4 separate regions of the Mus musculus genome follow, and all the other regions are linked to region 1. The links are chromatin loops, found by intact Hi-C in ENCODE. Cell type or tissue: left cerebral cortex. All regions are shown on one strand. Region 1 has its middle 9.1 kb from the start of Gm7827. Region 2 holds the start of Gm40504 (a long non-coding RNA gene). Region 3 has its middle 14 kb from the start of Gm40504. Region 4 overlaps Gm5373.

What was found. Peaks named below come from ENCODE experiments on the same cell type or tissue, not always from the same donor. Only the 100,000 strongest peaks of a DNase experiment are listed, where the experiment ranks them.
Region 2: it touches region 1 in a loop (4-fold over the local background); 13 of 42 quality-filtered maps call a loop at or near these places.
Region 3: a loop joins it to region 1, with 8 times the contacts of the local background. A loop is called at or near these places in 13 of 42 quality-filtered maps.
Region 4: a loop joins it to region 1, with 4 times the contacts of the local background. A loop is called at or near these places in 28 of 42 quality-filtered maps.

What each region holds. Positions count from the first base shown.
Region 1 is chr8:71,127,276-71,135,275 of GRCm38, reverse strand. It overlaps a transcript of Gm7827 not described here. Among named protein-coding and RNA genes, the nearest start is that of Gm7827, 9.1 kb to the left of the region's middle. In left cerebral cortex, no CTCF peak of the experiment used is centred here; DNase peaks (open chromatin) are centred at 4,209 and 4,434.
Region 2 is chr8:71,808,798-71,816,797 of GRCm38, reverse strand. Gm40504 (a long non-coding RNA gene) reads right to left here and starts at 810. Exons shown (of 3, transcript XR_870508.2): 1 at 749-810. In left cerebral cortex, no CTCF peak of the experiment used is centred here; no DNase peak of the experiment used is centred here.
Region 3 is chr8:71,797,659-71,805,658 of GRCm38, reverse strand. No RefSeq gene overlaps it. Among named protein-coding and RNA genes, the nearest start is that of Gm40504, 14 kb to the left of the region's middle. In left cerebral cortex, no CTCF peak of the experiment used is centred here; no DNase peak of the experiment used is centred here.
Region 4 is chr8:71,834,423-71,842,422 of GRCm38, reverse strand. It overlaps Gm5373, which reads left to right. Exons shown (of 13, transcript XM_017313040.2): 8 at 710-773. Among named protein-coding and RNA genes, the nearest start is that of Gm40504, 22 kb to the right of the region's middle. In left cerebral cortex, no CTCF peak of the experiment used is centred here; no DNase peak of the experiment used is centred here.

The sequences.
Region 1 (8,000 bases):
TGGGATTTATCCGCAAGGGATCCTTATGGAGCCAAAAACTGACAGAGGAGACAAGGCTCCAACTACACATCCTGTGCCACCAAGTTACACCTCCAGTAAGAGGAATGGGTTGCAACCTGTTGAGTCATTAACCAAAGGGTCCTACATAAAGCCTCAACTATCAGCACAGGCTAGTGCCAAGACTGTTGGATGGTCTACACAATGTGATGGTTAGGACTGATTTCTGAAGGTCACCTTTCTGTCATCACAGTGCAATAGGTTGAGCTGGGTCTAACTAGACTCTTCACCCTACTAACCAGAGTTCATAAGATTGGAAGGAAACCTGTTGCTACTGGAGGACAAAGGAAATCCTCAATATCTGTCAGCTACAAATCCTGCAACCTACAATAACACCTACAAGGCAGCTCACAACCATCTTCAAAGCCAATTATAGGCTATCCAAATCCTCTTGCATTGTCACAGGCCCAGACATGCACACAGTGAACACACATACATGTAGGCAAGATATACATACACATGAAATAAACATAATTTATCTTTCAATAATAATGGGTTTACAGGTATGTAATACACTTATGTACTAAGTTCATTCTTTGAAAGTATACAATCTAGTAGTGCTTTCTTAGTATGTCATTAAAATTATGCACCCATCACTCTGTTTTAAAAACATTTTTATCTTTGAGAAGAAACCCTAGCAATGTATTGAATCATTCCTGCATCCCTGGATGAAGTCTACTTGATCATGATGGGTGATGTTTTTAATGTGCTGCTGGATTTGTTTTGCAAGTCTTTTCTTGAGTATTTTTGCATCAATGTTTATAAAAGGAATTGGTCTGAAGTTCTCTTTCATTGTTCAGTGCTTCTTGGTTTAGGTATCAGGGTGACTGTTGCTTATACCATGAGTTTGGCAGTGTTCCTTCTGTTTCTATTTTGTGGACTAGTTTGAGGAGTATTAGCTCTTCTTGGAAGTTCTGGTAGAATTCTGCACTAAAACCATCTGGTCCTGGGCTTTTCAGTTATGAGACTTTTTTTTCTTTTAAAGTATAGAATGGAGCTTATTTAGGTCATGGGGAGGGGAGTTAAGAGGGTAGCAGAATCAGAGAAAGGCAGACAGAAGGAGAAAGTAGAGACATAGAGGCTGGTCATGGTCACATGGAGAGAGAGGAGAAGGGAGAGAGGGGGGCACAAGGAGCAAGAGAGAGGCAAGAGAGCAAGAGGTTAAGAGCTGGTTGTGAGAATGTTACTGCTTTTTCTTCTTCAGGGAGTATAAGACGGTTTAAATAGTTTACCTGATTTTGATTTAACTTTGGTAAGTGGTATGTGTCTAGAAGAAAAAAGCCCATTTCATTAAGACTTTCCAACTTTGTGGATACAGGTTTTTCAATAAAACCTATTAATTCATTGAATTTTCTGATATTCTATTGTTATGTCTCCTTTATCACCTCTGATTTTGTTTATTTGGATACTGTCTCTATGCCTTTTAGTTTGGCTAAGGGTTTGTCTATCTTGTTGATTTTCTCAAAGAACCAGCTCTTGATTTTGTTGATCCTTGGTGTTGTTTTCTTTGTGTCTAATTGATTGAGTTCAGTCCTGATTTGGATTGTTTCCTGCTGTCTACTCCTTTTGTGTGTGTTTGCCTCTTTTACTAGAGCTTTCAGACGTACTTTTAAATTTCTGGAATGTGGGCTTTCTAATCTCTTTATGGAGGCCATTGGTGCTATGAACTTTCCTCTTAGCAGCACTTTTATTGTGCCCCTTAAATTTCAGGTATATTGTGCTTTCATTTTCATTGAATTGTAGAAAGTCTTTAATTTCTTTATTTCTTCCTTGACCCAGAGATCATTGAGTAGAGAGTTGTTCAGTTCCCACGAGTGTGTAGGCTTTCTGGTTTTTCTGTTGTTATTGAAGTCCAGCTTTAACCTACTGTGTTCTGATAGGATGCAAGGGGTCATTTCAATTTTCTTGTAGCTGATGAGGCTTTCTTTGTGACCAACTATATGGTCAATTTTGGAGAAATTTCCAGAAGGTGATGAGAAAAAGTTACAAGCTCTTGATTTGGGGTGAAATATTCTACACATATTACATAGGTCCATTTGATTGATAACATCTGTTAGTTGCTTGTAGATGACTGAGGCTGGGGACGTTTCCAGTGGATGGTTGACAGGACTTGGGCACTTCTTATGGATGACTGCCAGGCTGTGGGCTTTTCCTATGAATAATTAACAGGCTGTTGGGGGTTGTTGCACAGATTTTGATAAGTTGTGTGTGTCCTGTGGATGATTGACAGGCTTTGGGTCTTGCATAGGAATGACCTATAGATGCAATTCTACAGATCTCTTGAATCTATATAAATTTTTGATAACAAATGAAAATCTAAACCCTATGTCATCAATACTTTGATTTTTTTCATTCCCATATTTCTTTTGTTTTATGCCCATGAGTAGTGTTTCCATACCTCACTACCAGCAGGAGCACAACACACTCCTAAGGTAATAGATAAAGTGTCCATGGTAATCCAGGTGCTAAATGTTAGCAAAGCAGGACCTCATGCTTTGCCATAAAATCATCAGTGTGCCCCTGGACTCATACAAAAATTGGGTAAATATCTCTACAAAGTGGTAACCTATACTATCCAACTCCCATGCTTGATATTCAAAAGGCTTTAAGCAAAATGAAACTAGGGTTCCAAAGAGTATGGCTCGTTCCATTTAATAATTTAAATTTATAGAGTGTATGAAACTTGACTGAGAAGAGGAACATAAAGATATAAGAATAGGAAGATCTGGGGAGATAGTAAAATCTATATTCTACACTATAGCTATCTAAATTATGTGTGGGAAAGAAATGGACTGATAGAACGAAAAACTACAGTTGGACAATTCAGTGTTTTTAAAGAAAACATTCAATGAGCAAAAGAATATCTTGAAACTATAATTTATAATTTATTCTTGTATTATCTATATGAAGCTCCAACTTAAAGAATAATTAGCCCCTTAGAACTACAAAATGATCAAGAAGCAAGGGGACTACAGAAAATCTACAGTTGTGTGATTGGTTCCCCTTCATAACCTAGTGCAGAATAAGAATAGGAAATAAGAATAAAGGGCAGGGGTGGTTGGTAAAACTCAATTGGTAAAATACTTGCCCTGAAAACCTGAGTGAAGATGTGGGGATAAGGGGATCCCCAAAGCTTACTTGCCTGCAAGTCTGAGAGTCAGTGTGCTTCAAGAGAGTAAATCAAACACACCAGGGATTTGGGTGAGTGAACATGTCTTTAAAACTGAGGGACCACTGGGTGGAACACACAGGGAGGCTTGATGGCCTGAGTTCTGTCCCCAGAACCCATAATGTGGCAGAAGAGAACTGTCAAGCAGCAAGTCCTCTGACCACCACACACTAGGCTCCGCATGTGTGGGACACGGGAAAATGAGAGGATGACAGTGTCAGTCTCTGTCCTTCACAGGTGTATCAATGCATACACCACATGTGCACAAGGTGAGTATGGGGGAGCAGGGTCACGGTGACAGTTCAAAATGTCTTTGTTTGGTCCATTAGCCAACACAGGAGATATTGAACTAATAATTCTTGGTGATGTCTTTGCATTAAAGTTGACAATAGATCTTATGATAAATTTTTCCGTATTATATATAACATAGTATAATTAACATGAATATTATGGAGAGATGGCTTAGCAGTTAAGAGCTCTAGTTTTGTTTGTAGTGCACTCAGTTTTGAGTGCTAGCACCACATGGCAGCTCACAACTGTCCATAACTCCTGTTCCAGGGCATTTCTCACTCAATTCTAGCATACAGTGCATAGAAAACAAACAGCAGCAAAATACTCCTCTATATAAAGCTACAAAAGTTAAGCATATACAATGAAGTAAAATGTATGTAGTTTCTTTAACTAAGTCATGTTAAAATATCCAATACAGTTCTTCAAAAGAGACAATGGGAAAGTATTTATAAACTAACTGAATTTTTTGTTTTGTTTTCCTTATAGAAGGCCTGGGAGCTGATGTCTTAAAGTACGTATGTCTAGGTGCCCAGGACCCTAAAGCAGGTAAATGATCCAGTGAGGCTCAGTAAAAAAGAGCCTAAGTATAACCTCTCCCCTCTCAGAATGCATTCCATAAAGTACAGTGTGCCCATGCTACACTCAACAGACCCAAGAAGGCTGGATAGGAAGAAGGGCACAAGAAAGGATGTTTGATTCTATTGAATGGTCATGGGATGCAGATGGAGGGAGAGAACTGCATGAGAAAGGAGATAGGGATGGAGAGGTGGGTTCATTGTCTGGTGTGGGGAGGAGGGGGGTCCATGATAATGAATGGAAATCTGCAACTGACAGGGATGGTAAGGAGGGGGCAACTTTAGGAAGAGACGGAGACATAGGATAGGGGATTCACACAAGTATCACTGTGGGTGTGCTTAGCTGTGACTCAGCATTGGCGATATGGAGCCTGGGGAGGCTTCCTCTTCTGGCTAGGCAGGAACCCCAGTGGAGCAATAGTGACATTAACCCACCCACAAAACTTTTAACCCAAAACTTTTCCTGTCTAAAGAAATGCAGGAATAGGGGATGGAGTAGAGACTAAGGGAATGGCCAACCAAAACCCCACCAAACTTGAGACCCATCCCATGGGCAAGCAACAGTCCCTGACACTATTAATGATACCCTGTTATGCTCATAGACACATACTGGTACATACTTTCCTATGAGAGAATCCACCCAGCAATGACTTAAATAGATGTAGACACCCACAGCTAAACATTAGATGGAACTTGGAGACTCTTGTGGAAAAATAAGAAGGGTGGCAGTGCCTAAGGGGATAGGAACTTCACACGAAGAACAACAGAATCAACTAATGTGGGACCATGAAAGGCAGCCTAGTTTCTGATTGAGCTAGGTTAAAAACCCCAGAGACACAGCAGATAACTCTGCAAGGAACAGTAGGTGCTTTGCCACGCTCCTAGACAACAGGATCCTAGACACCTAGGAGGCCTCTCCTCAAGACCATTTTAATGAGGTTCCTAAAGGCCTGAAGAGCATAGCCAATTAAGCTCTCCTTCCCAGACACTACTCACTGCAAAAGGTATGTAACCTCAGGCCTGCCCTGAGAAAGAGAGTATAGTTTCACTCATCACAACAGTCCTCCATGACAATAAATGCTTTAAAACCATGGACTGTTAAAGATCTTTTCCCAATCTGTTGGTTGCCTTTTTATCTTACTGACAGTGTCCTTTGCCTTATAGAAGTTTTGCAATTTTATGAAGTCCCATTTGTCAATTCTTGATCTTACAGCACAAGCCATTGGTGTTCTGGCCATGAATATTCCCCCTGTGCCCATATCTTCGAGGCTCTTCCCCACTTTCTCCTCTATAAGTTTCAGTGTCTCTGGTTTTATGTGGAGTTCCTTGATCCAGTTAGACTTGAGCTTTGTAGAAGGAGATAAGAATGGATCAATTCACATTCTTCTACATGCTAACTGCCAGTTGAGCCAGCACCATTTGTTGAAAATGCTGTCTTTTTTCACTGGATGGTTTTAGCTCCTTTGTCAAAGATCAAGTGACCATAGGTGTGTGGGTTCATTTCTGGGTCTTCAGTTCTACTCCATTGGTCTGTCTGTTGATGTACCAGTACCATGCAGTTTTTATCACAATCGCTCTGTAGTAGGACTTAAGGTAGGAGATGGTGATTCCACCAGAGGTTCTTTTATTGTTTAGAATAGTTTTTGCTACCCTAGGTAGTTATTCCAGATGAATTTGCAAATTGCCCTTTCAAACTCTGTGAAGCGTTGAGTTGGAATTTTGATGGGGACTGCATTGAATCTGTAGATTGCTTTCGGCAAGATAGCCATTTTTACTATATTAATCCTTCCAATCCATGAGCATGGGAAATCTTTCCATCTTCTGAGATCTTCTTTGATTTCATTCTTCAGAGATTTGAAGTTCTTATACAGAGCTTTCATTTCCTTAGTTAGAGTCACAGCAGGGTATTTTATATTATTTGTGAGTATAGTAAAGGGTGTTGTTTCCCTAATTTCCTTCTTAGCCTGTTTATCCTTTGTATAGAGAAAGGCCACTGAGTTCTTTGAGTTAATATTGTTTTCAGATACTTCACTGAAATTGTTTATCAGGTTTAGGAGTTCTCTGGTGGAATTTTGGGGTGTCACTTATAAATACTATCATATCATCTACAAATAGTGATATTTTGACTTCTTCCTTTCCAATTTGTATTAGTGGATATTAGCTCAGAACCTCAGAATATCCAAAATACAATTTGCAAAACACATGAAGCTCAAGAAGAAGGAAGACCAAAGTGTGGATACTTTGATAATATATCCACTCCAGTAGTGTCTCGCTTGACAGGCCAAAAACCTGGAAGCAGTCCTGAGGCAAAGAGTTTCAAGGAAACTCAGCCTCCTGGAACCTTGGCATTCCCATAGCTAGAATGCCCCAGATTTGTCCCTGCAATATCGTGGAGGGTCTTGTATGTTTTCTTACAGTATTTTACTTTATAAGAGTTAGAAATCTCAGGGCAAGCTTAACAAAGTATACTTAGAATCTTCACTACAACCAGGTATAGCAGGCTACATTGCATATTAGATGCAAGTTGGTGAATTCTTCTGACAAATGGAGATTCCCTACAGATACTTAAAAGTACAGTCAAGTTACTTTCATATGCAAGAATTTACCAAGGCCTAGGGAATATGGGGGTTTGTGGTATTGCTTTATTCATGAGAAGGTCTACTATAGCAGAACCCCCTGGTGCTAGCTTTCACAAGGCTCAAAGGAGTAGCACAAATTGTGACTAGGGTGTGAAATCCTTACCTGTCATTAGCTGACCCTAGGCAGGGCTGTTTTATCTTTTCTATAAATATTACCTATATTATATATGTTCCCTTTGTGACATTACACTCAGATTCTACACACTCTCTCTTGTTGCTTCTGTTTGTCATTCATTGATTCCTTTGCATACTTGCCACCAGAGACCCAGTTCACATAGCCAGGAGACCCAAAGAAGGGATAGTCTGCTGCAATTTGGTCCTTCTTAGCTGGGGGAACAAAATACCCATGGAAGGAGTTACAGAGACAACGTTCAGAGCAGAGACTGAAGGAAGGACCATCCAGAGACTACCCTATATAGGGATCCATCTCATGAACAACCACCAAACACAGACCCTATTGCAGATGACAAGAGTTTGCTGATAGGAGCCTAACATAGGTGTTTCCTAGGAGGCTCTGCCAGTGCCTGACAAATACAGAAGTGAATGCTCATAGTCATTCATTGGATGGAACACAGGGTCCCCAATGAAGGAGCTAGAGAAAGTACCCAAGGAGCTAAAGGGGTCTGTAGCTATACTGGAAGAACAACAATATGAACTAACCAGTACCCCCAGAGCTCCCTGGGACTAAACCACCAATTAAAAAAAAACCCACATGGTGGGACTTGTGTCTCTAGCTGCATATGTAGAAGAGGATGCCCTAGTCACTCATCAATGGGAGGAGAGTCCCTTGGTCTTGGGAAGATTCTATGACCCAGTACAGGGGAATGCCAGGGTCAGGAAGTGGCAGTGGGTGGGTTGGGGAGCAGGGGGAGGGGATGATAGGGGATTTTCAGAGAGGAAACTAGGAAAGGGGAAAGCATTTGAAATGTAAATAAATAAAATATCTAATAAAAAATGGACTGCTTCTTCTCATCAGAATTCTCCATGGTGAACAACATAACAGGTCTTCCTCTAAAGAGCCAAGTCTAATCTCCTGCAGAAGGCCTCTCTGTGCTCCCAGCCACAGTTTCCATCAAGCCATGCTTCCTGCCAGGCAAGCCAAAGACTCTCCTCCCAGAGGGAGACCCAGCTGGAGCTCTCCTCCTCCCCCTTTTCCCTTTGGCTCTGGGTAAGATCCAGCCCTCAGGCCCCCACTCCAGTCTCAGCTCTTCTGAGGCATCCAGTGGCATCTGGAATGTCCAAGAGCCTGAGAACCTGTTGTCCTCGACT
Region 2 (8,000 bases), 680 kb before region 1:
CCTGGTCCCTAAGGACTCCCTGCCTTCTCCTCTTTCTCCCAAATTACATTAGATTCTAGAAAAGGTGCTACTGTTAGACCAAAAATAATTTACCCCATTTTGTATAAGAAGTTGTCAGACGAACCCCTCGATCCTGCCTCGGAGGCAGAATTGGATGAGGAAGCCTTTTTTTTTTTTTTTTTTTTAAGATTTATTTACTTATTATATTATTTAGTACATTGTAGCTGTCCTCAGACACTCCAGAAGAGGGCATCAGATTTCGTTATGGATGGTTGTGAGCCACCATGTGGTTGCTGGGATTTGAACTCAGGACCTTTGGAAGAGCAGTCGGCGCTCTTAACCACTGAGCCATCTTGCCAGCCCCAGAGGAAGCCTTTAAATATGAAAAAGACCACTATGGTCCCAGGCCCGGTGCCTATCTTACCATCGAGCCCTTCAATTTCCACCCTCCTCCTTATTTGCCCCTCTTTCTCCCTAATCCTCAGCCTAATCCTCGGCCTGTATCACTAGCTTCTCCGTATGTTCAGCTATTACTTCAAACTAAAAGAGAACTTCAGACTCAGATCACCAATCTTAAAGATGTTCTAGGGCTTCAAAAGGAGCTACAAGACCTCAGTCTAGAGACTCAGAGTCTACAAAGAGCCCTCATGGGGAACCTTCAAGGTCCCATCCCAAAAACCCCTCAAACTGGCCGCAAGGGTCCCACTCAGAAACAAGGGAATGAAAAATTGGCTTTTCCTGTTCTCACCTGATATCGAGCCCGTCAGGCTGCTCCAGGTCATGATGACCCCTCCACCACTGGCTCCTCCGATAAAGATCAGGGGGAACCAGAGAGTGAAGAAGAGGAGGATCAAGCAAACTCTGATTCTGATGAGGGTGGCATGTCCCCCGATGAAGGGTTGGACACCAACAGCCAAACAGTCCACAAAAAGCTAAAACTGAGACATGTAAAAGATCTTCATTCAGTAGTCAAAAATTATGGGGTTAATGTCCCGTTCACAGTATCTATATTAGAAGGTTTAGCAGGAGAAGGCTACTTGATACCCAATGAATAGAATAAAGTTGTTCAGTCTGTCCTCATTAGAGGCCAATATTTAACTTGGAAGTCAGAGTTTGTGGACAGAGGAAAAAATTTGGCTGCAAATAATAGAAAGAATCCTACTAGTAAGACAGCCTCCTGGACTGCTGATAAAATTTGTGGTAAAGGCAATTTCGCTGCAGACATAAAACAATTAGGGCTCTCCCCTGGTATCCTCGCCCAGATGGCACAGGCAGCCCTGGGAGCTTGGCACGCTGTCCCTGCTGCAGGGGCGCTAACTACGCCACTAACCAAGATTATACAAGGGCCCCAAGAGTCCTATGCCCAGTTTGTTGCCAGATTGCAGGAAGCAGCTGAGAGAATTTTGGGACCTGAGGAAAGTGAGGGTCCGTTAGTCCTACAACTTGCTCTTGAAAATGCCAATTTCGCATGTAGAGCTGCCCTGAGAGGTAACTAAGAGTTTAGATATAAATGGTATGATCAAGCTTTGTAATGAGGTAGATGTGTTTTCCCAACAAGTTTCTAAGTCTGTCAACCTGGCTACTGGGGCTGCTCCACAACTAAATAAAGGAGAAAAAACTTGCTATAGATACAACGAACCTGGACATTTTGCTAGAGGATGCCCTACACAAGGACAGAGTACCCTAGTCTCAACCATGCCTGTTACCCAACAAAAATCCCCCCCCCGTCTTTGCCCTAAGTGCAAGAGAGGCCACCATTGGGCACGAGATTGCTGATCTAAGACTGATATCAATGGCCACCCACTCCCTGCGGTCCAGGGAAATAGCCAGAGGGCCCGCCTGCGGGGCCTGTCTCCCCTGATGACAACTGCAGACAACACCCTAGCCCCCATGGGAGATTGTGCAGGGCCACGGCAGGGAACCCAGGGTTGAACCTGTGTGCCTCCACCACCAGGATTATAACTCCTGAGGAGGGAACAGTGGTCATTGAAACAGGTGAATTTGGGCCCCCTCTCCAAAAGACGTTTTTTTCTCATCATTGGCCGAGTGTCCAGACTTTTACAAGGCCTAACAGTGACTCCTACAGTGGTTGACACCGACTACCATGGGGAGATAAAAATGTTAGTCACCGACACGCAGGGACCACTTACCCTTAGGGCTGGAGAGCGCATAGCCCAAGCCCTACCACTCCCACTATTCGGCCATTTCCCTTATATGAAAGAGGAGCAAGGACCTTCCTCCCTGGGATCCTCGGAAGTCTACTGGGCACAGAAAATAACTGATTCACGGCCCATGCTGACTTTGTTTCTAGAGGGCAAACAGTTTCAAGGGCTCCTGGATACCAGGGCAGATGCGACAGTAATTTCCTCAACACATTGGCCTGCAACCTGGCCCTTACAGCCCACTGCCACTCATTTAAAAGGCATAGGTCAAACACAGGACACTTTAAAAAGCTCCAAACTGCTAACATGGTCAGACAAAGAAAACAGTACTGGAACTGTTCAACCCTTTGTGGTTAAAGGTCTTCCTGTGAATCTATGGGGAAGAACTTAGAGGCTTGGAAAAGTTCTCACCCTCTCGCCTGGGACCTAAGATTGTATCAAGATAACTATGATAATGACCTTTAACGTTCAGCTTCTTAAAACCATCCCTAATAATCATAAAGCATCTATAGGACCTAATTCCCAATTACATCACCCTAAACCCCCAAACAGTCCCCGACTTCCAGGTATCCACCCCCCTGTTCCTGCCCCAGGGTGTGCTACGACCCTATTTCAGCCCACTCTCCCTGTGGGGACCACCTCTTCCACTGATTTACTGTGGTCTATATTGAATGCTTCTCCTTTATTTAGCCTTGTTGGATAAGACACAAAGAGATAATGTGTCAGAATTTGAAGATTGTTGGATGTATTTTTCTGCTTCCCCGCCCTTTTATGAGGGCATAGCCTTATTTGGAAATTTTACCCTGCTTTCAGATGCTAGGCAGCTCCCCTTCGAGTCAGTTCAGCTTACCTTGACAGAACTCTCTGGGGTAGGAAGTTGTGTGTTGGGCCCAGGCATGCTTCTGCCTCGGCCCTTGCTAGAGATTTACAATAACACGTTTAGAATAAATAAAAATAGGTATTCTTATCTTCTTGCCCCAAATGATACCTTTTTGGCATGTTCCACGGGCCTTACACGGTACATTATTATACATATACAATAAATAATAGAGATTATTGTGTCTTGGTTCAGCTTTTTCTAAATTTTAGTATTCATGAGTCAGATGACTTACTGAAGTTTTGAGATCGAGGTGCCTCCTTGCCATCCCGCCACAAAAGAGAGCCTATCTCGGCAGTGACCCTTGCGTTCCTTCTTGGCCTGGGTGTGACTGGGACAGGGACCAGAATCGCAGCCCTTGTGTTGTCTCAACAGAATTCGAGCAATTACCATCTGCTCAATGAGGCTATTAGCCAAGATATTGAGAATATAAAAAGGGGCCTAGATGATCTTACTGATTCCTTGGTCTCCCTTTCAGAAGTTGCCCTTCAAAATAGAAGGGGATTAGATTTGCTCTTTCTACAACAAGGAGGCTTATGCGCTGCACTTAAGGAAGAATGCTGCGTATATGTTGATAAAACTGGATTAGTTAAAGATAGCATTGCCAAGGTTACTGCCAGTTTAGAAAAAAGAAAAAGAGAGAGAGAACAACAAGAGTCATGGCACCAAAATTGGTTTTCAACCTCCCCCTGGCTTTCGACCTTGTTGCCCTCCCTTTTGGGGCCCCTATTGGGACTCCTATTATTGATTTCCTTCGGTCCTTGGGCATTTCAGAAATTGACCTGATTTGTTAAATCTCAAATTGATTCATCTCTTTCAAGTGCATCTGTTTCAGTTCATTACCATCGGCTGGACATTGGCAATAACAAGCAGGTTACTGGAGAAGAGTCAGACGTGGATACAGCTTCGTCACCCTTGTCTCGTGGAGAGAGACTCAATTTTCATAAAATGCTTAAGTAAGATCATTCCCCTCCCCCTAAATTCGGCCATCAGTCTCATGCCACGAATCATTTATAGATTGCCGTAGTCTGTGCTTCCAACATGGTAATATACATTCTCGACACATTGGAAACTAAACAGTCATCCCAGGCTAGATACATGGAAAAATTGGAACTTGAAGCCATCACCCATGAGAGTTGTGAGACTAAGTACTACACAGAGATTAGTCTGGAAGCTGTTAGACAGTCTCTGAGAGGTATGTCTGATTGCATAAAGGTTGAGTGCCCTAGGGTCCTTCCCCCAGGAAAATGACACAGAAGCAGGTCAGGGTTACTCTGGGTAAAAATCTGTGGGCCTGAGAGTCAATCCTGTACATGGCCCCTAACATTGCACACTGGGGATCAGACCTCTACCTCTACCCATGGAGCTTGCTTCGTTCCTAAATCCCTTGGCTATCCCAGGTTATACACAACAGACTGGAACCATTAATTCAAGCCTCATAGATGACTTGTCCTTGTGTTCTTCGTGGTTTAGAGAATCACCCAGTGAGCAAACAAACGTTTAGGTGGTCGTTAAAAATGTGGCTACAAATTTATTATATAAGATGCCTTAATAAAAATATTAAAACGGGGGAGATGTTGGGAGCTATTAAGACAAAACTATTGTCCTGATCTCTGAATTGGGCCTCTCCCCCGAGAAGAAAAGGGGGTCAAAAGATATGGGCACAGGGAAAAAAATTCCTGAATAGAACAGCAATGGCTTGTGCTGTAAGATTGAGAATTGACCAATGGGACCTCATAAAACTGCAAAGCTTCTGCAAGGCAAAAGACACCGTCAATAAGACAAAAAGACCACCAACAGATTGGGAAATGTTCTTTACCTATCCTAAATCAGATAGGGGACTAATATCCAATACATATAAAGAACTCAACAAGGTGGACTCCAGAAAATCAAATAACCCCTTTAGAAAATGGGGCTCAGAGCTAAACAAAGAATTCTTACCTGAGGAATACTGAATGGCTGAGAAGCACCTGAAATAATGTTCAGCATCCTTAATCATCAGGGAAATGCAAATCAAAACAACCCTGAGAGTCCACCTCACACCAGTCAGAACGGTTAAGATCAAAAATTCAGGTGACAGCAGATGCTGGCGAGGATGTGGATAAAGAGGAACACTCCTCCATTGTTGGTGGGATTGCAAGCTTGTACAATCACTCTGGAAATCAGTCTGGCAGTTCCTCAGAAAATTGGACATAGTACTACCAGAGGATCCCACAATACCTCTCCTGGGCATATATCTAGAAGATGTTCCAACTGGTAAGAAAGACACATGCTCCAGTATGTTCATAGCAACCTTATTTATAATAGCCAGAAGCTGGAAAGAACCTAGATGCCCCTCAACAGAGGAATGGATACAGAAAATGTGGTACATTTACACAATGGAGTACTACTCAGCTATTAAAAAGAATGAATTTATGAAATTCCTAGGCAAATGGTTGGACCTGGAGGGCATCATCCTGAGAGAGGTAACCCTTCACAAAAGAACTCACATGATATGTACTCACTGATAAGTGGATATTAGCCCAGAAACTTAGAACACCCAAGATACAATTTGCAAACCACATGAAACTCAAGAAGAACGAAGACAAAAGTGTGGACACTTTGCCCCTTCTTAGAATTGGGAACAAAACACCCATGGAAGGAGTTACAGAGACAAAGTTTGGAGCTGAGACAAAAGGATGGACCATCTAGAGACTGCCATATCCAGGGATCCATCCCATAATCGGCCTCCAAACGCCTACACCATTGCATACACTAGCAAGATTTTGCTGAAAGGACCCTGATATAGCTCTCTTGTGAGACTATGCTGGAGTGTAGCAAACACAGAAGTGGATGTTCACAGTCAGCTATTGAATGGATCACAGGGCTCCCAATGGAGGAGCTAGAGAAAGTACCCAAGGAGCTAAAGGGATCTGCAACCCTATAGGTGGAACAACAACATGAACTAACATGTACCCCGGAGCTCTTGTCTCTATCGGCATATGTATCAAAAGATGGCCTAGTCGGCCATCAGTGGAAAGAGAGGCCCTTTGGTCATGCAAACTTTATATGCCTCAATACAGGGGAACACCAGGGCCAAAAAGTGGGAGTGGGTGGATAGGGGAGTGGGGGGGGGAGGGTATGGGGGACTATTGGGATAGCATTGGAATTGTAAATGAGGAAAATACCTAATAAAATATTTTTTAAAAAAACAATTACAGCTTGTCAATTATCCATAGCAAATACCCACAACCTGTCAATCTTCATAGGAAAAGCCCACAACCAATCAATCATCCACAGGAAATAGCTACATTCTGTTGTTTATGCACATGGCACACCCCCAACCTAGCAATCATCTTGAGGAAAAACCTATATCCTATCAATCATCCATAGGAATTCCCCACAGCTTGAGAATCATCCATAAGAAATGCACATAGCTGATAGCCAAATATCACAGGGATAGTGTGGGTAGCACTGGAGTGCAGACATACCTGTGAGCACAGGTAAGACTGTAAGAACCCTCAGGACACAGGATCTGAGGAACAGCTATGGACAGGTCCTTCTGGTTTCTGTCTGCACCCCAGAGCTAACACTGTGCTACAGCTTTTCATACCCAAATTCCTCCCAGAGAGACCTGGTCTCCCAGGAGTACTGACACACAGGCTTGCAGGAGGGACAAGCCACAGTCAAAGACAGTGAGACCAGCTAGTGCCAGAGATAACCAGATGTCAAGAAGCAAGGGCAAATGCATAAGCAACAGAAACCAAGCCTACTTGGCATCATCAGAACCCAGTTCTCCCACTACAGCAAGCCCTGGATTCCCCAACACACCACAAAAGCAAGTCTCTGATTTAAAATAACATCTCATGATGATGATAGAGGACTTTAAGAAGGATGTAAACAACTCCCTTAACATGCAGGAGAACACACGTAAACAGAAGCCCTTAAAGAGGTTACATTAAAAAAAAATCCCTTAAAGAATTACAGCAAAACACAACAAACAGGTGAAGAAATTGAACAAAACCATCCAGGATCTAAAAATGGAATTAGAAACAATAAAGAAATCACAAAGAGAGACAGCCTTGGAGATAGACCACCTAGGAAAGGTCAGTAGTTATAGATGCAAGCATCACCAACAAAATACAAGAGCTAGAGAAGAGAATCTCAGGTGCAGAAGGGAACATAGAAAACATTGACACAACAGTCAAAGACAATGCAAAATGCAAAGAGTTCCTAATCTAAAACACCCAGGAAATCCAGGACACAATGAGAAGACCAAACTTAAGGATAGAAGACTATGAAGAGTCCCAACTTAAAGGGTCAGTAAATATCTTCAACAAAATTATAGGAGAAAACTTCCATAATCTAAAGAAAGAGACAATCATGAACATACAAGAAGCCTACAGAACTCCAAATAGATTGGACCAGAAAAGAAATTCCTCTTGACACATAATAGACAAAACACCAAATGCACTAAACAAAGAAAGAATATTAAAAACATTAAGGGAAAAAGGTCAAGTAACATATAAAGGCGGACCTATCAGAATTACACCAGACTTCTCACCAGAGACTGAAAGCTAGAAAATCCTGGGCAGATATCATACAGTCCCTAAGAGAACACAAATGCCAGCCTAGGCTACTATATCCAGCAGAACTCTCAATTACCATAGATGGAGAAACCAAGATATTCCATGACAAATCAAATTTACACCATATCTTTCCATAAAACCAGCTGTATAAAGGATAATAGATGGAAAACTCTAAAACTAGGAGGGAAACTACACCCTAGAAAAAGCAAGAAAGCAATCTTTCAACAAACCCAAAAGAAGATAGCCACAGAAACATAATTCCACCTCTAACAACAAAAATAAAGGGAAGTAACAATTACTTTTCATCAACTCTTACCATAAATGGACTCAATTCCCCCCAAAAAACATAGGTGAGCAGGCTAGATATATAAACAGGATCCAGCATTTTTCTTC
Region 3 (8,000 bases), 670 kb before region 1:
GGAGTCCCTTATAAAGTCTCCCAGTGTCCCGAGAAGGTCTTGGGGCGGTTCCATCTATGTGAGTGAGCCAGGTCTGGGTGCCAACATCCAGAGAAGAAAGCTCAGGTCTCTGGCCCCCAAACAAGTACCTTGGTCTGAGCCAACAGAATGTCAGGCTTCTTTCCTATAGAATAATAAATCCATGTTCGGAAGACTCTCCAAGCCAGGGAACATCTCTATATCAGAGGAAGAACTGTGGAGTTCAACAGTGCCTGCTCCACAGTCAGCTGTGGCCCCTTACATAGGCTCCTGGTGCAGCCAGCATGTCTGGCCTCCTGAAGGCACTGAGGTATTTATGGACTAGGAATCCAGACCAGAGATACCAAGCAGCTGCAAATTGATCCTCCTGCCTTGTCATCCCCTCCTATTTATCTGAGATGAGGTCAGAAACTGACATTGTATATTCATCCCTGGCCCCCAGAACCTGTCACTACACCCTTATTTACCAACAGACCCTATCACCAGACACAGCTGCCTCACTGCCAAAGACAGTTTAATGGATGCAGATAGTGATGAAACTTCACAGAGGCTGATGTTCCGAGGGTGCGGGCAGCCACCTGTGCTATTGTAGTGGGGAGTGCCCTCCTCCTTGTAACCTGTACAGAGACATCATGCACTGCTCTGGCGTGACTATGGTTTCTGAGCAGCTGCTGGACTTAATTAAATGGCCCTCCGTGGGTTTCTCTTGGAGATGATGACCCATGTAAAAACCCCATCCACCTGCAAAGCAGATCCTCTAGATGTGCCTGCTCCTGCCTGATCCTAGCCCTGCCTCTGTCTGGAACCCACCCAGACATGAACAGGCTTCTAATTGCATGGTGGCTTGCCAGGCCTTCCAACATCATTAGGATTCATCAACATAATGCCCTGGCTCCAGCCACAGCTGCCCAGCCAATCATGGGCCACCTTGACCTCAGGAAGGAGGTGACTTGTGATGTGAGCTCCTGCTGAGACCTCTGTTGCATCACTGTCACATGAGAAGGGGCTCCAGAAAGACTTGCCACCAAAAGCATGCTGAAGCCTGCCATCATATATTGATAAAGGCAGAAGGGAGAGGACTATGTAAATGACTTATCAATGGCCAGGCCTGGCTCTCAGGCCCTGCAGTCAGGGAGGGGCCTACATGGTGGGCTTGGTGTTATTGTAGTTGTTTTTTGATGAAACTCCTTATTTGAATTGTTGACTTGAATTCATTTTTATTGGATATTTTCTTTATTTACATTTCAAATGTTATCCCCTTTTCTGGTTCCCTCCCTGCACCCCCCCCCAAAAAAGCCCTCATTCCAGAAATTTAAAAGTACACCTGAAAGCTCTAGAACAAGAAGAAGAAAATACACCCAAGAGGAGGAGATGGCAGGAATGAATCAAACTCGGGGCTGAAATCACCAAATAGAAAAAGAGCTATACAAGGGATCAACCAAATCAAGAGCTGGTTCTTTGAGAAAATCAACAAGATAGACAAACCTTTATCCAAAATAAAGGCATAGAGACAGTATCCAAATAACCAAAATCAGAGATGATAAAGGAGACATAACAATAGACAATCAGAAAATTCAACAAATTAATAGGTTTTATTGAAAGACCTGTATCCACAAAGTTGGAAAATCTTAATGAAATGGACTTTTTTTTTTCTAGACAGATACCACTTATCAAAGTTAAATCAAGACCAGGTAAACTATTTACACAGTCCTATAATCCCTGAAGAAGTAGAAGCAGTAAAAGCCTCACAACCAGCTCTTACCCTCTTGCTCTCTTGCCTCTCTCTTCCCCCTTGTGCCCCCTCTCTCTCACTCCCTTCCCCTCTCTCTCCATGTGACCATGGCCAGCCCCTATGTCTCTACTCTCTCCTTCTGTCTGCCTTTCTCTAACTCTGCTACCCTCTTCACTCCCCTCTCCATGCCCTAAATAAGCTCTATTCTATACTTTAAAAAAAAAAGTCTCATAACCAAAAAGCCCAGGACCAGATGGTTTTAGTGCAGAAATCTACCAGAACTTCAAAGAAGAGCTAATACTCCTCAAACTAGTCCACAAAATAGAAACAGAAGGAACACTGCCAAACTCATTGTATAAGCAACAGTCACCCTGATACCTAAACCAAGAAGCCCTGAACAATGAAAGAGAACTTCAGACCAATTCCTTTTATAAACATTGATGCAAAAATACTCAAGAAAAGACTCGCAAAACAAATCCAGCAGCACATTAAAAATATCACCCATCATGGTCAAGTAGACTTCATCCAGGGATGCAGGAATGATTCAATACATTGCTAGGGTTTCTTCTCAAAGATAAAAATGTTTTTAAAACAAATAGAGTGATGGGTGCACAATTTTAATGACATACTAAGAAAGCACTACTAGATTGTATACTTTCAAAGAATGAACTTAGTACATAAGTGTATTACATACCTGTAAACCCATTATTATTGAAAGATAAATTATGTTATTTCATGTGTATGTATGTCTTGCCTACATGTATGTGTGTGCACTGTGTGCATGTCTGGGCCTGTGAAGATGCAAGAGGGATTTGGATAGCCTATAATTGGCTTTGAAAATGGTTGTGAGCTGCCTCATAGGTGTTATTTTAATGATTGCATGTCTAGTTCTTGTTCTTTTTCATAGGTTTTTCATCTCCAGTGTTGCCTTTATTTGTGTTTTCTGTATTGCTTCTATTTCCATTTTTAGATCGTGGACCATTTTATTCATTTGCTTTACCTGCTTGATTGTATTTTCCTGTATTTGTGTAAGAGATTTGTTTCCTCTTTAGGGGCTTCTATGTGTTTGAATATGTTTCCCTGTGTTTCTTTAAGGGAAATATTTATATCCTCTTTCAAGGCCTCTATCATCTTCATGAGATGGGATTTAAGGTCATAGTCTTGCTCTTCAGGTGTGTTAGGATACCCAGTGCTTGCTGTCATAGAAGAGTTCCATTTTGATGATGCCATATTACATTGGCTTCTGTAGGTTATATTTTTGGGCTTGCCTTTTGTCATCTAGTAGTCTCTGGTGTTGAGTGTCTTAAATTGAAGCAGGCCTCCCAGAAGACAGGTGAAGATATGTGTCTCACGTTTGAGCAGGCCACCTCAGTGGTAGGCAGAGTTGTTTGTATGTAGGGGTGGCAGTTGGAGCTGGCCTCTTGGCAGGTATGCAGAGCTGTGGGTACTCCATGATTGTTGCTGGTGTAGGTTTGGACTGGAAGGAAGCAGACTGTTGGAGTCCCTGCACACTGGGAGATTGTATAGGGGTAGGGGTAGTGTCTCACCTGCATGTGCTGGGTAATGGCCCACCTCTTTGGAGGTAGGAAAAGCTGCGTGTGTTGGGTTAGAGCCAGCCTCTTGACAGGCATCAGAGCTGAGGCTGATTGATTGATTGATTGATTGATTGATTGATTGATTGATTGATTTTTACAAATAATTCTCAGGCAGGGCATAAAATGTACTACCAAGGAAAAATATTGATAAGTAAGAGTTTTTCTTTGTCAAAAAGCCCCATTAGAAGTAAAAAGACAAATCTGTAAGTGGAGAAAGACATTTACTATACACATATTTAGTAAAGAAGTTGCAGAATACACACACAAAATAAGGAACTCATAAATTCCCAGTTAAAGTCAGGCCAAGTTAAAAATGAGTGAACAATTTAAACAAGTCCCATGTGGAATAAGATATACAGAGGACTAGGAAAGATATTCCTTGTGATTAGTTTTCCAGAAAATACAAGCAAAGGTTATAAGTAATAGCCTCTAGATGAATATTAGAATGACAATATGAAAAAGCCTGATAATACCAATTATTTGTGAGGATGTGGTGTGAAAATCATCCACTGATGACAACAGAATACATATTTTAGCACCTTCAACATGTTTCCAGAATGTCTATTCAAGCTGAATATAGGACCCAGTGGTTCCTTTCCTCCATACAATGGAGGATGTGTTCATATGCTCACTGAGAGTCCTGGCAGCAATATGCAGTGAGTTCTCATGTGGAAAAGTCAGGAAATTGTAATTGTTGTTATTAGAAGATGAGTCCATTCATAGAGCAGAGAGTAAGTAAATTAATGGAGTGGCTCCTATATACAACAGAGTGAAGAACTACAAAGAAGTACATGGTATGATTCTGCTACTGTAAGAGAGATAAAAGTCACCATACATAGTTCTGGAGAGATGACCCCACAGTTAAGATCGGCTTTTGCAGAGGTCCTGAGGTCAATTCCTAGCACTTGTATGGCAGGTTACAGCTGTGAGTAACTGTAGTCCCGTGGGATCTGATACCATCTTCTGATGTACATGGACATTAAATAAATAAATAAATTTGAATTTCTTTAAATTAAAAATAAATGATCATGCTAGCAGCTGAATAGAAATAATAGTTTCTGAGGTAACTTTAAAGCTCCTGTCTGTTTTGTTTTCATTTTGAGACAGGTCTCATGTAGACCCAGCTAGTTTCAAACTCACTGGTAAAGTGAGAAAGACTTTAAACTCCATGGTCCTCTTGCCTCTACCTTCTCAGTACTGGGATTACAGGAGTATACCATCACACTCAACTAAAGCACCCATGTATTGGCATGTGTCCTATTGATTTGAAAACTCAAAACTTGTCAACTTTGACTTGCACATATTTCTGTATGTATATATACTAATCCTTTAATGCATTTCATACTGAAATTTTTCACACAATAATATTGAGTGGACAGATGCCCCAAAAGGACAAGAAACGTATCCAGTGTGCTACTGGGATGAGAAGTGGAGCCAGTGCTCTGTATAACATCTTCCTCTATATTCAAATCCTTTCACATTCCTAGCTCAACTCCTTACTGGACTTAGAGCTACCAATGGCCAGTACTTGAACTATGTTTTTCTAGTCAGTACAAGGCAGGAATCCATATTTCTGAGTGTGCTTCGTGAGGAGTGGAGGTCAGAGACAAAAACCCCATCACTTACTCACTTGCTCTTTCCACTCTGGCTCTACCAGATCTCCTAAGCTTACCCTGGCTCTTGGTTCCTGTATGTACATGTGGGGATCTACCAGCAGAAAGATGTTCTTCCTCTGAGTTCTATCCTCAATAGCCCAAACTCTTGACTCCTCCTCCATACTTGGTCAAATCATTGTCATCTTTAGGACAGGAATACTTCAGTCATGTGTTCAGCAGGGCAGGTAGAGAAGAGTAAAGAATGAGGTTGAAGAAACATCTGTTATGGATAGCCACGTTTTTTCTGCTTAGACGATGACTGCACCTCTCAATCATAGGCCCCATGTGCTCAAGAAAGTAGAGTACACGTTTGGCACAACTCCATGTGGTATCAGCTCAGAACCCAACTCCCATTTCTCGCTGGCCGCAAGACACTGTCGTCTCCCTGCGTTCTTCCCCAAAATAGGGAAGGGGAGTATCAGTGTGTGCCGGCAGCTCACCAGAATAGGTAGCAGAACTGTCGTCTTGCTTCTTCCCCCATGTAACCAGAAACCTTTCCATCGCTGCCTACCAAAGAAACATGTCCTGGATGTTGATAAGAGCCCCCACTGAAAAGTCTGCCTGCAAACCTTGACAACCCCTCCACAGCTCATGAATCCAGTAGCTGATCACACATCACCCACTCCAACCTGTCAGGAGGCAAGGAAGCACCAATTGACTTCAAGCTAAGGGACAGGGTTTCCCTCCTATTAGCTCCTTTGGGCTTCTTATACATTTGGTACTAGACAAAACATAAAGTATGCAAGGGAAAACCTTATCCCATCTCAAAGGGACAGTTTTCTACCCATCTGATAACATTTGGAAACTCAATACTCTGGGATTTATGTCTGGCCAAAATCTATGCCAACCCAGGTTGTGGTTAACAGAACTCAACGACAGTCCAAAAAACAATGACATCAGGTTTGGCCTGTTCATTTGTACCCTACTGCTTACCCTTTTCCTGTAGGTTTTCCTATCCCTGCAGACCCTACCTTGACTCTACTCCAGGTCTCCCACTCTCTTACCTTCCTAAGTACCTTCCACTCCACTCCTCTTCGTCAATTTTAACCCTTGTAACACTTTCCTTCTTAGCCTTGAACCCTTGCTTTGACTTCTGAGTATTTGATTCCTATCTGCACATGGATCCAATTGTTCCTACTCCCTTAGTAGAATACTTTGGAAGTATTGCGGGAAAATCTATTTTATAGGGACTATGGTATAATTAAGAACGTGATTGTGGCATTCTTTAAAACATGTGGCACTTGCTGACTCAAGACACTAGTGAGTTATCTGAGGCTCAAATTATATACTTTTCTCCAGATTCACAGGTTCACAGGACCCAGGGCTCTTTTCTTGTCTTTTCGAGATCAAAAGAATTTGAGAACACTTTCATTTGGATCCTTTAGGGATTATACTAAAATAAGTATTAGTATTAGAAGTACATTAGTAATTACCCTTAAAACACACCCAACTGTGATAAAATGCACCTTGTCTCCTTTGCTTCATTATCTGGCCCTCAACCTTGCTGAGGCAGGATATCTCTGCTCTGGTGGTGCCATGTTATCCTGGCTGTTATTAGTTGTATTCTCAGGTTAACCTTTAACCTTGCCTGCTTGCCAGGAAGTCAGTCAGCATCCGGTATAAGCACATCAAAGAACAATAGACAGCATCTTATCCCCTGTGTTCCATTTTCCAGCCTACAACTCTGCCTGCCTCCCCAGAGGGCTTCTGGCACTAGGGACAACAAAGTAATAACTTGCTCCAAGCAATTGAACCCCCAAGTCACTTTAAAGCACACCCAACAGCAATAAAGAGGACCCTGTCTCTTGTGCTCCATTTTCAATTGTTCGATGCTACCTCCTTTCTCAGAGGCCTGCTCTTATCAGGGACAACTAGGTAAGAACTTGTCCCAAGCCTTTGAAAGACAAATTTCCTGAAAACACACCAAAGAGCCATAAACTGCACCTCACTTCCTGTACTCCAGTCTGATCAACAATTAGACATGCATTTCCTGAGACCAGTTGGCACCAGGGACACCAGGTTAGGGTGGTACTAGAAACCTCAAAGGCAAGATAAACACCCAAAATACCATAGGGCATGCAGAGACTAGGGGAGACACCTTACTTGACCTGAAGAACCAATAGTCACCAGAGGCCCAAACCACTCAGGCCAGAAGGCAGAATATAAATAACATGGGAAACATCATCCAAAACCTGAAAAAAATCAACACACACACACACACACACCAAACAAAAAGCCTCACCCATCCAACAAAGGTGTGATGGTTTATATGTGCTTGGCCCAGGGAGTGGCAGGTGTGGCCTTGTTGAAGTAGATGTGTCACTGTGGATGTGGGCTTTACAATTCTAATCCTAGCTTCCTAGAAGCCACTATTCTGCTAGCAGCCTTCAGATGAAGATGTAGAACTCTCAGCTCCTCCTGCACTATGCCTTTCTGGATGTTGCCATGTTCCTGCATTGATTATAATGGACTGAACCTCTGAGCATTTAAGCCAGCCCCAATTAACTGTTGTCCTAATAAGAGTTACCTTGGTCATGGTGTCTGTTCACAGCAGTAAGACCCTAAAAAAGACAAAAGGTAAACTATGAAATTATCATCTAAAGTTATACTAACTGCAAAATCCAGATGGCTAAAGGTTAACCAGAGAACGCAGCCAATAACAGCCAGGATAACATGGCACCACCATAGCAGAGATATCCTGTTACAGCAAGCTCTGAGTACCCCAATATAACTGAAACAAATGAAAATGACCTTAAGTCAACTCTTATGCAGATAATAGAGACCTTTCAATAGGAATTGAATAAATCTTTTAAATACAGGAAAATACAATCAAATGGGAAGGAAATGAATCAAACTGTTCAAGCCCTGAAAATGCACATAGAAGATAAAAAGATAACACAAACTGAGGGAGTGCTGGGAATAAAATCCTCAGTAAGAAAACAGAAACTACAGACACAGCAACACCAACAGAATACAAGAGATGGAAGACAGAATCTCAGG
Region 4 (8,000 bases), 710 kb before region 1:
AGTTTGCATAGCTACTAAGGGGGTCTTTCCAGCAGCTCATGCCATGGGAGGCAATGGAAGTTTATGCTGAGCTTCTTTGCATTGCAAATGAGCTAGGCACCAGTGCTAGAACTGAGGGCCTTTAGCATCTTCCTCAGAAGATCTAGAGTAGAGAAACACACTGATCTCTCTAGAGCTTTGTCACACTTGCAGCTGGAAATCCTTTGCAAAGGGCTTTGGGTCTCCTGTATTTGGCTATGTTGCAGAGCCATAGACTGAGCTTCCCTGTGCTAGGAATGGGTATCCCCCTCAGTGAAGGAAGTTCAAGTCAATACTTGGAGAAGTCCCTTCATTTCTGTCCAAGATGAGTTCGCTCACTTAGAGTTGTGCCAGCATCCCTAGGGCAGAGACAGAAAGCAGCAATGGCAACACAATTCACTGTGGGATAACACTTCAGGCTAAGATGACACTTTTTGTGTCTGATAGGGCTCAGGATCTTAGATATTTTGCAAATTTATTATGAATAGTAACTTTGGATAAAATTTTCTCTTCGAATTTTAAAAATATAAGAATGTGGAAAGGAAGAGTTCTAATATATTTATTCTTACAAATCAATATTCACCTTAAAAGCTTTTCATAAATGGTGTCAAAGCATATCAGGTCACAAAAATATTAGCCTCAGCACTGGCTACCATTGTTTAATGACAAATTTTGCCTTCCTCTTTTGTAGTTACTGAGAAAATTACTAGAAGAACATCACTTGGTTTCCTGAATTCCAAGAATGGTTTGTACAGGTGAGTGTGGACTGTAGGGGCTAACAGCTTCTGGGATAGGCAGAAGCCACAGAGCTTCTGGGGCAGACCACATTTTGGGCTCCAGACATCTGGGCACCATCCTTGAAAGAGGAGAGGTGTCCGGCCCACCCAGGAGGGCTTTGCCACAGCATCTGGGGGGAGACATCTTGGTTCCTGGATCCCGCCCAGATTAATCTGCATAGGTGAAAGTGTTGACTACAGAAGCTACACAGATTCTGGGATAAGCCCTCTTTCAGGCCTTCATCTTCTGCCAGGAGGGAGGTCGGAATGCCAGATATCTGTCCACCTTCCATGCAAGAGGAGAGCATGCCTTCAGAGAGTGCTCTAACCACTGTAACTCAGGAGAGAGCTAATCTTCAAGGTCTGCTGATAGAGGCTAACAGAATCACAAGAGGAACAAGCTCTAACCAGAGACAATTATAACAACTAACTCAAGAGATTACCAGATCACAAAAGGCAAACGTAAGAATCTTACTAACAGAAACCAAGACCACTCCCCATCATCAGAACCCAGCACACCCACCTCAGCAAGACCTGGGTACCCCAATACACCCGGAAAGCTAGACCCAGATTTAAAAGCATATCTCATGATGATGGTAGAGGACATCAAGAAGGACTTTAATAACTCACTTAAAGAAATATAGGAGAACATTGCTAAAGAATTACAAGTCCTTAAAGAAAAACAGAAAAACACAACCAAAGAGGGGAAAGTCCTTAAAGAAAAACAGGAAAACACATCCAACAGGTAATGGAAATGAACAAAACCATACTAGACCTAAAAAGGGAAGTAGACACAATAAAGAAAACCCAAAGTGAGGCAACACTGGAGATAGAAACCCTAGGAAAGAAATCTGGAAACATTGATGTGAGCATCAGCAACAGAATACAAAAGATGGAAGAGAGAATCTCAGGTGCAAAAGATTCCATAGAGAACATCGGTACAACAATCAAAGAAAATGCAAAATGCAAAAAGATCCTACCTCAAAACATCCAGGAAATCAGGGATACAATGAGAAGACCAAACCTACAGATAATAGGAGTAGATGAGAATGAATATTTTCAACTTAAAGGGCCAGCAAATATTTTCAACAAAATTATAGGAGAAAACTTCCCAAACCTAAAGAAAGAGATGCCCATGAACATACAAGAAGCCTACAGAACTCCAAATAGACTCGACCAGAAAAGAAATTCCTTGTGACACATAATAATCAGAACAACAAATGCACTAAATAAAGATAGAATATTAAAAGCAGTAAGGGAAAAGGTCAAGTAACATATAAAGGCAGGCCTATCAGCGTTACACCAGACTTTTCACCAGAGACTATGAAAGCCAGAAGATCATGGACAGATGTTATACAGAAATTAAGAGAACTCAAATGCCAGCCTAGGCTACTATACCCAGCCAAACTCTCAATTACCATAGATGGAGAAACCAAAGTATTCCACAACGAAACCAAATTCACATATTATCTTTCCATGAATCCAGCCCTTCAAAGGATAATAACAGAAAAAAAAAAAAAAACAAGGACAGAAACCATGGCCTAGAAAATGCAAGAAAGTAATCCTTCAGCAAACCAAAAAGAAGACAGCCACAAGAACAGAATGCCAACTCTAACAACAAAAATAATAGGAAGCAACAATTACTTTTTCTTAATATCTCTTAATATCAATGGAGTCAATTCCCCAATAAAAAAACATAGACTAACAGACTGGCTACACAAACAGGACCCAACCTTTTGCTGCTTACAGGAAACCCATCTCAGGGAAAAAGACAGACACTACCTCAGAGTGAAAGGCTGGAAAATAATTTTCCAAGCAAATGGTCTGAACAAACATGCTGGAGTAGCCATTCTAATATCAAATAAAATCGACTTCCAACCCAAAGTTATCAAAAAACACAAGGAGGGACACTTCATACTCATCAAAGGTAAAATCCTCCAAGAGGAACTCTCAATTCTAAATATCTATGCTCCAAAAGCAAGGGCAGCCACATTCATTAAAAAAACTTTAGTAAAACTCAAAGCACACATTGCACCTCACACAAAAAGGTGGGAGACTTCAACACACCACGTTCACCAATGGACAGATCGTGGAAACAGAAACTAAACAGGGATACAGTGAAACTAACAGAAGTGATGAAACAAATCTGTCTGGCGGTTCCTCAGAAAATTGGACATAGTACTACCGGAGGATTCTGCAATACCTCTCCTGGGCATATATCCAGAAGATGTTCCAACCGGTAAGAAGGAAACATGCTCCACTATGTTCATAGCAGCCTTATTTATAATAGCCAGAAGCTGGAAAGAACCCAGATGCCCCTCAACAGAGGAATGGATACAGAAAATGTGGTACATTTACACAAGGGAGTACTACTCAGTTATTAAAAAGAATGAATTTATGAAATTCCTAGGCAAATGGTTGGACCTGGAGGGCATCATTCTGAGTGAGGTAACCCTTCACAAAAGAACTCACATGGTATGTACTCACTGATAAGTGGATATTAGCCCAGAAACTTAGAACACCCAAGATACAATTTGCAAACCACATGAAACTCAAGAAGAACGAAGACCAAAGTGTAGACACTTTGCCCCTTCTTAGAATTGAGAACAAAACACCCATGGAAGGAGTTACAGAGACAAAGTCTGGAGCTGTGACGAAAGGATGGACCATCTAGAGACTGCCATATCTGGGGATCCATCCCATAATCAGCTTCCAAACGCTGACACCATTGCATACACTAGCAAGATTTTGCTGAAAGGACCCTGATATAGCTGTCTCTTGTGAGACTATGCCGGGGCCTAGCAAACACATAAGTGGATGCTCACAGTCAGCTATTGGATGGATCACAGGTCCCCCAATGGAGGAGCTAGAGAGTACCCAAGGAGCTAAAGGGATCTGCAACCCTATAGGTGGAACAACATTATGAACTAATCAGTACCCCAGAGCTTTTGACTCTAACTGCATATGCATCAAAAGATTGCCTAGTCGGCCATCACTGGAAAGAGAGGCCAATTGGACATGCAAACTTCATATGCCCCAGTACAGGGGAACGCCAGGGCCAAAAAGTGGGAGTGGGTGGGTAGGGGAGTGGGTGGGGGAGGGTATGGGGGACTTTTGGGATAGCATTGGAAATGTAAATAAGGAAAATACCTAATAATAATTTAAAAAAAAGACTTGGAAGTTCCCTTCCAGTCCATGCCAACACTGGAGTACCTTGGGCACAGAGTCTGCGGACACCTGCAAGGTACCCACAGGACCCTCCGTGGGATCTTAAGACCTCTGGTAAGTGGATCACAACTTCTGCCAGGAGGCAGGTTCGAACACCAGATATATGGGCACCTTCCCTGCAAGAGGAGAGCTTGCCTGCAGAGAGTACACTGAACACTGAAACTCAGGAGAGAGCTAGTCTCCCAGGTCTGCTGATAGAGGCTAACATAATCACCTGAGGAACAAGCTCGAACCAGAGACAACTACAACAACTAACTCCAGAGATTACCAGATGGCGAAAGGCAAACATAAAAATCTTACTAACAGAAACCAAGACCACTCCCCATCATCAGAACACAGCATTCCCACCCCACCCAGTCCTGGGCACCCCAACACACCGGAAAAGATAGTCCCTGATTTAAAAGCATATCTCATGATGATGGTAGAGGACATCAAGAAGGACTTTAATAACTCACTTAAAGAAATACAGAAGAACACTGCTAAACAGGTAGAAGACCCTAAAGAGGAAGCACAAATATCCTTTAAAGAATTGCAGGAAAACAAGACCAAACAGGTGATGGAATTGAATAAAACCATCCAAGGCCTAAAAAGGGAAGTAGACACAAAGAAAACCCAAAGTGAGGCAATGCTGGAGATAGAAAACCTAGGAAAGAAATCTGGAAACATTGATGTGAGCATCAGCAACAGAATACAAGAGATGGAAGAGAGAATCTCAGGTGCAGAAGATTCCATAGAGAACATCGGCACAACAATAAAAGAAAATACAAAATTCAAAAGATCCTAACTTAAAACACCCAGGAAATCCAGGACACAATGAGAAGACCAAACCTACAGATAATAGGAGTAGATGAGAATGAAGATTCTCAACTTAAAGGGCCAGCAAATATCTTCAACAAGTTATAGAAGAAAAGTTCCCAAACCTAAAGAAAGAGATACCCATGAGCATACAAGTAGCCTACAGAACTCAAAATAGACTGGACCAGAAAAGAAATTCCTCCTGACACATAATAATCAGAACAACAAATGCACTAAATAAAGATAGAATATTAAAAGCAGTAAGGGAAAAAGGTCAAGTAACATATAAAGGCAGGCCTATCAGCATTACACCAGACTTTTCACCAGAGACTATGAAAGCCAGAAGATCCTGGACAGATGTTATACAGACACTAAGAGATCACAAATGCCAGCCCAGGCTACTATACCCAGCCAAACTCTCAATTACCATAGATGGAGAAACCAAAGTATTCATGACAAAACCAAATTCACACAATATCTTTCCACGAATCCAGGCCTTCAAAGGATAATAATGGGAAAACACCAATCCAAGGTTGGAAACTATGCCCTAGAAAAAGCAAGAAAGTAATCCCTCAACAAACCAAAAAGAAGACAGCCACAAGAACAGAATGCCAGCTCTAACAACAAAAATAATAGGAAGCAACAATTACTTTTCCTTAATATCTCTTAATATCAATGGACTCAATTCCCCAATAAAACAACATAGACTAACAGACTGGCTACACAAAAAGGACCCAACATTTTGCTGCTTACAGGAAACCCATCTCAGGGAAAAAGACAGACACTACCTCAGAGTGAAAGGCTGGAAAACAATTTTCCAAGCAAATGGTCTGAAGAAACATGCTGGAGTAGCCATTCTAATATCAAATAAAATCGACTTCCAACCCAAAGTTATCAAAAAAGACAAGGAGGTACACCTCATACTCATCAAAGGTAAAATCCTCCAAGAGGAACTCTCAATTCTGAATATCTATGCTCCAAATGCAAGGGCAGCCACATTCATTAAAGAAACTTTAGTAAAACTCAAAGCACACATTGCACCTCACACAATAATAGTGGGAGACTTCAACACACAACTTTCATTAATGGAAAGATTATGGAAACAGAAACTAAACGGGGACACAGTGACACTAACAGAAGTTATAAAAAAAATGGATTTAACAGATATCTACAGAACATTTTAATCCTAAAACAAAAGGATATACTTTCTTTTCAGCACCTTGTGGTACCTTCTCCAAAATTAACCATATAATTGGTCACAAAAAAGGCCTCAACAGATACAAAAATATTGAAATTGTCCCATGCATCCTATCAGATCACCATGGACTAGGGCTGATCTTCAATAACAACATAAATAATGGAAAGCCAACATTCACGTGGAAACTGAAAATCACTCTACTAGTGATACCTTAGTCAAGGAAGGAATAAAGAAAGAAATTAAATACTTTTTAGAGTTTAATGAAAATGAAACCTCAACATACCCAAACTTATGGGACACAATGAAAGCATTTCTAAGAGGGAAACTCATAACTCTGAGTGCCTCCAAAAAGAAACTAGAGAGAGCACACACTAGCAGATTGACAACACACCTAAAAGCTCTAGAACAAAAGGAAGCAAATTCACCCAAGAGGAGTAGACGGCAGGAAATAATCAAACTCAGGGGCGAAATCAACCAAGTAGAAACAAAAACTATTCAAAGAATCAACCAAAGAGGAGCTGGTTCTTTGAGAAAATCAACAAGATAGATAAACCCTTACCCAGACTCACTAGAAGGCAGAGGGACAGCATCCTAATTAACAAAATCAGGAATGAAAAGGGAGACATAACAACAGATCCTGAAGAAATCCAAAACACCATCAGATCCTTCTACAAAAGGCTATACTCAACAAAACTGGAAAACCTGGATGAAATGGACAAATTTCTAGACAGATACCAGGTACCAAAGTTAAATCAGGATCAGGTTAATGATCTAAACAGTCCTATATCCCCTAAAGAAACAGAAGCAGCTATTAATAGTCTCCCAACCAAAAAAAGCTCAGGACCTGATGGGTTTAGTGCAGAGTTCTACCAGACCTTCAAAAAAAGATTTAATTCCAGTTCTTCACAAACTATTCCACAAAATAGAAGCAGAAGGTACCCTACCCAATTCATTCTATGAAGCCACAATTACTCTGATACGTAAACCACAGAAAGACCCAACAAAAATAGAGAACTTCAGGCCAATGTCCCTTATGAATATCGATGCAAAAATATCAATAAAATTCTCGCTAACTGAATCCAAGAACACCACAAAACAGTCATCCATCCTGACCAAGTAGGTTTCATTCCAGGGATGCAGGGATGGCTTAATATGAAGAAATCCATCAACATAATCCATTATATAAACAAACTCAAAGACAAAAACCACATGATCATCTCTTTAGATGCGGAAAAAGCATTTGACAAAATCCAACACCCATTCATGATATAAGTCTTAGAAAGATCAGGAATTCAAAGCCCATACCTAAACATGATAAAAGCAATCTACAGCAAACCAGTAGCCAACATCAAAGTAAATGATGAGAAGCTGGAAGCAATCCCACTAAAATCAGGGACTACACAAGGCTGTCCACTTTCTCCCTACCTATTCAACATTGTACTTGAAGTCCTAGCCAGGGCAATTCGACAACAAAAGGAGATCAAGGGGATACAAATTGGAAAGGAAGAAGTCAAAATATCACGTTTTGCAGATGATATGATAATATATATAAATGTCCCTAAAATTCCACCAGAGAACTCCTAAACCTGATAAACAGCTTCAGTGAAGTAGCTGTATATAAAATTAACTCAAACAAGTCAATGGCCTTTCTCTACACAAAGGATAAACAGGCTGAGAGAGAAATTAGGGAAACGACACCCTTCTCAATAGTCACAAATAATATAAAATACCTTGGCGTGACTCTAAGGAAGTGAAAGATCTGTATGATAAAAACTTCAGGTCTCTGAAGAAAGAAATTAAAGAAGATCTCAGAAGATGGAAAGACCTCCCATGCTCATGGATGGGCAGGATCAATATAGTAAAAATGGCTTATCTTGCCAAAAGCAATCTACAGATTCAATGCAATCCTCATCAAAATTCTAACTCAATTCTTCAACGAATTAGAAAGGGCAATCTGCAAATTCATCTGGAATAACAAAAAACCT